Regions from separate parts of the Mus musculus genome. Here region 2 is linked to region 1. Evidence: chromatin contacts called from ENCODE POLR2A ChIA-PET data. All regions are on one chromosome and are shown on one strand. The core of a region is the stretch at or near the end of the contact, and the rest is flanking DNA. Distances in the headings are between cores, read along the strand shown.

Region 1 (3,154 bases), core at 496-2,995:
CCTGACCCATCTCCCCTTCCTCTCACCTGCCCAGTTGTCTTTGCCTCCCACCCGCATCTTACGGCCCCCTTATCCAGTTCCCATCCCATCTCCTTCAACCAGATACCTGTTCAGTCCTCATACTGCGGGCTCCACACCCCCTTCCTTGCCCCTCTGCCCAACTCCTCTTTTCACCCTAGCTCCTTTTTCTATTTTAAACTCAAATTCCTTTGCACTTGGGAGTTCATGTGGAACAATGGGAAAAGAAGGGTTGTTAAGAATATGCAGAACTTGCCCCCCACCCCCAAAGACCCAGTCCCCTTTCCTGCCCTATTCTGGGGCCTAGGTACTCCAAGCCTCAGTTTACAGTTCCAACTGCTCTTCATGGCCTCATAGATATCTAAATCCGGTCCTGAGAACTGGCGAAGAATAAGGTGAGAGAATTTTCTCAAGCCTTTGTCACCAAATCTCCCAAGAACCCCCTCCCCCTCTTCACCCCCAGATTACCCCCATCCACCCCCCCCCCCCGCTCCCTCCAGCACAGATGGGCCTGGGAGACAGTAACGTGGGCGCCAAGCTCGGTGTCTGCTGGAGCGGCGGCTTCCGCTGGCGACCGCCTCCGCAGGCCCGCCTGCTCCGAGTATCGGGGACACTGGGGCTGAGATTTAATGATTTACTAGGGGGCTGGGGGGCCAGAGATGACAGTGCATGAGGGTGCTAAGAAAGAGGATCATGAAAAGCTGAGGTAAAAGATTAAAGGGGGAACTATGAGCTATGAGATTGCAGACTATGGAAGCAGGGAATTGAATTAAGAATTAAGACAAAAGGCGGGAGATGGAGGGGGAAGTAAAAAGATACAGAACAGGGCAGAAATTTGGTGTGAGGGAAGACCAGGTATCACAGGGGGTAAGAAAAAGGACGGGGGGGGGGGGCGGGCAGCGAGGAGAAGATGGAAGGTTAGTTTATAACGAGGTTGAACTGGACACTGTGGACTCCAAGTGGCTGAGAAGCCACTGCTCCTAAGCGAGCCGCTGTGAAAGGACTGAAGATGGAGGGCATCTGGACAGAGACTCAGGAAGGTGTTACCAGTTACTAGCGCAGAGGATAATCACAGGGGCACTTAGAATCTCAGCTCTATCCGGCTCTGTTTTGTGTTACAGTTAAACCATGGCAGGTCAATCCCAGGTCAAGACAAGGGAAAGCTAAACCAGGCCAGGTCAAGTTGGATCACAATCTGATAGAAGACGAGTAAGAAGGGATGAGCTTTGGATACTGATCCAGAGCCTTTGCCTCTCCTTCGACTCGAAAGAATGCCTGGTGTCACCAACAACTGATGAGTGCAGCTTTCCTAATAGGTTGTCTTTGAGGTTGCACTCGTTCCAGAAGGTTCTCCCTGGACTCAGGCGGTGGCTAGAATGTCTCACCTTCTCATACTGGAGACTGGACTAATATAGTTGCCCACACTGGCTTGGGTCGAAATCACAGGGACCAGCCAATAAAATCAAAGGGCGCCTGGAGTTGCCTCCCTATGTTCTTTTCACCAATAACACGACGAGATGGAGAAGAGGTGTGGTTGATTGATCCCAGAGGGCACCAATCACACCCACACCAATCACTGCCCGGAATGTGTGCGCGTGTGGCCGGGTGACAGGGGCGGAGAAGAGGTGGCTATCACCCGGACGCTCGTTGAGAGGTATCCAATCACAGAAGAGTCTGAGCTGAGTGACGGATAGACCGGGCAATGGGAAGCGCGGAGGCGGAGCCGTGGGGGCGGGCTCCCGGTCCCGCTGTCTGCGGCCGGCGGGCAGGCGACTCCTGTCCCGAGTGGAGGCGGCGGAGCCGGAGCCGGGGGAGGGGGCAGCGGCTGATAGAAGGACCGCGGCGGCGCCCGCAGCTCCTCACCGGTGAGGGCGCTGAGCGAGGACTCGGGGGTCCCGGGAGTGGGGCGTCGAGAAGAGAGGTCCTGGTATGGGGGGTTGGGACACCGTGGGCCCATAGTCTCCTCTGTCGTAGGGGTGAGGGGCCTGGGAGCTCGGGGTCTGCCAGGTGCTGGGTATCTGCGACAAGGGTCGGGTTGGGTCGGGTCGGATTGGGTTGCGCCGGGCGGAGGCGTTTCTGAGCAGGCCAGCCAGCCAGCTGGGGTGACATCACCGACCCCCCTCCCCCGCGCGAACCCCCTTCCTTCCTCTCCCTGCCGCGCCTTTTGTCCGGGCCAGGCTCGGCTCTGCCCCGCCCCTCCCCGCCCATCTGCGGGGGAGGAGACTCCCCGTCAGTGACTTCATTGAGTAGGTTCTTGGGGATTGGGCTTGGGTCCTCCCCAGAGAGGCGAGAGGAGCTCACTGACTCTCAGGCCCTCACTATCACACCTGTCACAGGTACACACGCTGCCACTCAACAACTACACACTGTCACTGCCAGCCTCACTGTCACACAGCCGAACAGGCGCTCACATCATTCAGCCAGACACTGCTGCACCTGAGAGCAGGTGGCCACTGGATCCTCTCTCTGCACTCTACACCTGGGGACCGGGTCCAGCTCCCTGGGCACGATACAGGCCTTGCTGGGTCACGGCCTCTGGGAATCTGAGGAGGTGGCTTCCAGAGCTACAGCGTCCCAAGCAGGCTCCGGTGGAGCGATCAGAGGTGAGGGGCTTGGCTGGGCATGTTTAAGCGCACAGTGCTGTCCTGCCCACCCCCAGCAGCACCCCCACTGCAGGCTCGAGGAGCTTTCCGGAGCTTCCCACACTTCTGGGGAGAAGACTTCTTAGCCAGCTTGATGTTTAAAATTCAGCTGGAGCCCTTAAAACTTCGAGCGTGGACGCTGAATGGGTTTGTAAAGTTTCGGTAAGTCCCTCCTGAGAAGGGCGCTCATACCCATGCCAAGTCAGATTCTCCACATCAGCCATTCCCTGCATTGCCTCCTTCCTTCCTCCCTGTCATCCTCATCTCCCCCCGGTATGTGCATGAGTCCCCTTGACCTCACCTGTACTTTTGAATGAATTGTACCCCATGTCATTCATCTCTCTCTCAAACTCATGTTTCCACGAATATCTCCAATATTTCAGCTCTTAGGTTCTCCCTCCCAACCCATCAGTAACGTGTGGTCCACTTCAGCCTTTTCCTTTTGTCATCTCTCATCCCTGTCCGTCAGACCCTGTCTCCTCCCTGTACTTGAT
Region 2 (3,203 bases), core at 244-2,743, 51 kb after region 1:
TTTAAAAAAAAAAAAAAGTCCTTTTAGCCAAACAACTGAGTGAATACTTCATCCCAAAGAAATGAAACCTACAACACTCAAAACACCTAATGGCCTCAAAACCTCTGGGTTTGTATATTTTCCTACACTTGCTAGTTTTTTGTTTGCTTTGTTTTTGTATGGGAAGCTCTAGTTTCTAACTAAATGGGCTGAGATGGCTAGGTTTTATTTTATGCTCTCTGAAAGATGAAGGTGGGGCTATAAGAGTCCAGAGACTCAACATAGATGCTTGGGGATAGAGATCTGTTTATTTTGAAGAGTTAAGCCAACTCTAACCTACAAGCTCTCAAAGCTAAGATACAAAGAATAAAAACAACTCGGATTCTAACTTCAGCGCCTAAAAATAAAAGAAAACCAACTCCTTTCTAGCCACCTCCGATCATAGCAAAAACAAAAATATATACACAAAGCAAAACACTAACGAAAAAAAAAGCCCCTAGTTAAAACTTCCGGGTGTTTACAACAGGTCTCCCACAGTGAAAAACTGCCATTTGAGAAGGGCATGACTTGCCCTCTCCCTAACAGCCCCTCACTACACGTAGTTCAGAAGATGCCAACTTCCCGCAGTGACACCGTCCCAGATCCACCGAGACCGGGCTGGATTCCTCAGATCTCCCTGGCCCGGCCTTCCCTAGAGTCTCAGGGCTCCTGAGGCCTTCACGTGGCCCCAAGTCCACGCCCACCGGGCCCAGTCGCGGCCTCGGGCTTGCAGTGTTTTCCCTTCTCAGGCTCAGGGTCTTCTGCGTGTGGTCGGCGACATGGCCGACCGGCGTGCCAGCGCCAAAGGTCTCCACGCAGGGAGTGTGGACCCCAAAGTCTAACTAGGCCGGGGCCGCCGCGCCGAGGGAGCTACTCAGGCGGTCGGGGCCTGCATGACACAGCACCATCTTGTCCAGGCTCCGACCCAGGCCCAGCGCGGACCCGACCTAGGGGGCGCGCGGGTGCACAGCCCGGCCTGAGGCCCTCCCTCGTCCCTGGCCTCTCCTTCCCTCTCTCTCCCTCCCGGCCTAGACTCTCCGACGCGGCCCGACCGGGCCTAGCCAGCACGGCGGGTCCCACGGTGCGCGCCCCCGCAGCCAGCGGGAGGGCGGGCGCGCGCAGACACTTACTCGGCTCCAGAGGCCATGGCGCGCGCCTCTCCCGGTCGGCGGCTGTGGCGGCCTGAGGGTAACGGCTATGAGAAAGGCAGGCGACCGACTAGGCCGGGGCTGGACTCGCTGAGGCGGAGGAGCAACAGCAGTGACAAACCCTCTGGCAGCCTCCCTCTCGCTTCCTCCCAGGGGCACCGGGGCGGCAGGCGGGCGGGCGGGAGACGCTAGCTCCTAATCCGCGAGGGGGGCAGCGACTAATCAAACGACGGCTGCAAACGCTTCACGGAGACTGAACCGAGAAAAGCCGAATCATCGGAAGGAAAGCTGCTCTAACCCCAACCAATCAGCGCCGGCCTTGGGACTCGTGCCCGCCTCTCCGTGCCTCTCCCCAGCAACCCGCAGACCGTAACCAATCAGAAAATTCGTTTGTGGCCTGGCCCCGCCTCAAGGCTGCAACACGCCTAGTAACGCCACGTCAATTGGCCGCAGCACTACGCTTCCTCGACGGATAGGGAGTCTTGACCAATCGACAAAGGCAATAGGCCATATCCTCTTTATCCCTCGGAGGAGGCCTCTCCTACTTGGCTTCAATTGATTGGCTCCTTAGTTTATAAGCAGCTGGAAGAACCTCGCACAAAGGCCTGAACCCTTATTAGTTTAGTTGGGTTGTAATAATAGCCCACATTGTTCATTTCTCGCCAATCCTAGGGATCCTCTTACTCCACCATACTAAAATCCTTCATGCTCCTTTAAAACACTGGCTCCAACCAAGGGCGTGGTTGATGGACTAGGTCTGTACTTTTAGTAGTTGGGAAGATGAGAGGCAGGAAGACTAATAGATGGAGATCAACCCAGGATACAAGACCATATCTTTAATTCTAGTCCCAAACAGTATTTCAATAAATTTTAAAAGCAATGTGGTAGTCCATGCTTTTAATGTCAGCACTTCGGAGGCAGGCAGCAACCTGTGACTTTTGAGTCAGCCTGATCTATTAAAAAAAAAAAAAAAAAAAAGAGTTCCAGCCAGCCCAGCCAGAGCTACATAGTGAGACCCCGTCTCAAAACTAATTAGATAAAATTTTTTAAAAGGTAAAATTAGCTGGGTATGGTGGTGTACATCCTAGATCCCAGTACTCCAGAGGCTAAAGGTAGATTGAAAGTTTGAAGCCAGATAATGCTGCATAACTAAACTCGAGTCAAACAAACAAACAAACAAACAAACCAAAAAACAAAAACCTAGCCCCACCTACCCCACCCCCTCTTCTTCTCTGGACCCCAGTTCTGAATCAGCACCCCAGCTCTTACTTCACCCTATTGCCCTTGCACTCTCTTGTAATCATGCAGGTTTTGCAGTTTCTCAGGCCTTGGGAGTACACACTCCTTACCATAGAGTATAAATATTATCTGGGGAGGGAGAGCACTGAGGTTCATGCAAGTCAAGGACAACTGCAGAACACTCAGAAATGCAGTCGTGCCCAAGAGCAAGAAAATCAACCAAGTGCTGTGACTTAAGGTCCTTGTGTCCCAAAAGACAATCCATTGACTTTCATTATAGTCAAAAGATGGTTGGTTGGCTCTGGTTGACTCAATTCACCCTTCACCTCCTACCCACACAGACTGACCTGAGAGATGTTTGTACAGATGGAGTTACTCTGAGAAACATCTCCCCAACCCCAACTCCATTTGTTTTAATATTTTTAAGACAGGGCCTCTCAGCCAGACGTGGTGGTGCACGCCTTTAATCCCAGCACTCAGGAGGCAGAGGCAGGCAGATTTCTGAGTTCGAGGCCAGCCTGGTCTACAGAGTGAGTTCCAGGACAGCCAGGACTACACAGAGAAACCCTGTCTCGAAAAACAAACAAAAAAAGACAGGGCCTCTCTACATAACCCTGGCTGTCCTGGAACTTACTATGTAGAGCCTGCCTCTGCCTTCCAAGTGCTGGGATTAAAGCCAGGTACCACATGTCCTCACCTCCTTAAGTATCAAGTACTACTCTTCCTTAGGAGGCCTGTCAAGATCATGCCCCAGACCTAACTTTCTTCCCTGTCACCTAGCATAGGTTCCTAGGGCTG

What was found. ChIA-PET counts read pairs that join two places held with the same protein, here RNA polymerase II (POLR2A).
Region 2: POLR2A ChIA-PET joins it to region 1 with 22 read pairs in embryonic stem cell. The contact joins the promoter of Vcp here to the promoter of Dnajb5 in region 1. POLR2A ChIA-PET finds 5 or more read pairs at or near these places in 4 of 5 experiments (Patski and embryonic stem cell).

Annotation. Positions count from the first base shown.
Region 1 is chr4:42,948,122-42,951,275 of GRCm38, forward strand. It overlaps Dnajb5 (DnaJ heat shock protein family (Hsp40) member B5), which reads left to right and starts at 1,746. Exons shown (of 5, transcript NM_001355438.1): 1 at 1,746-1,883; 2 at 2,355-2,822. The coding sequence starts at 2,641.
Region 2 is chr4:42,999,014-43,002,216 of GRCm38, forward strand. Vcp (valosin containing protein) reads right to left here and starts at 1,494. Exons shown (of 17, transcript NM_009503.4): 1 at 1,149-1,494. The coding sequence starts at 1,165.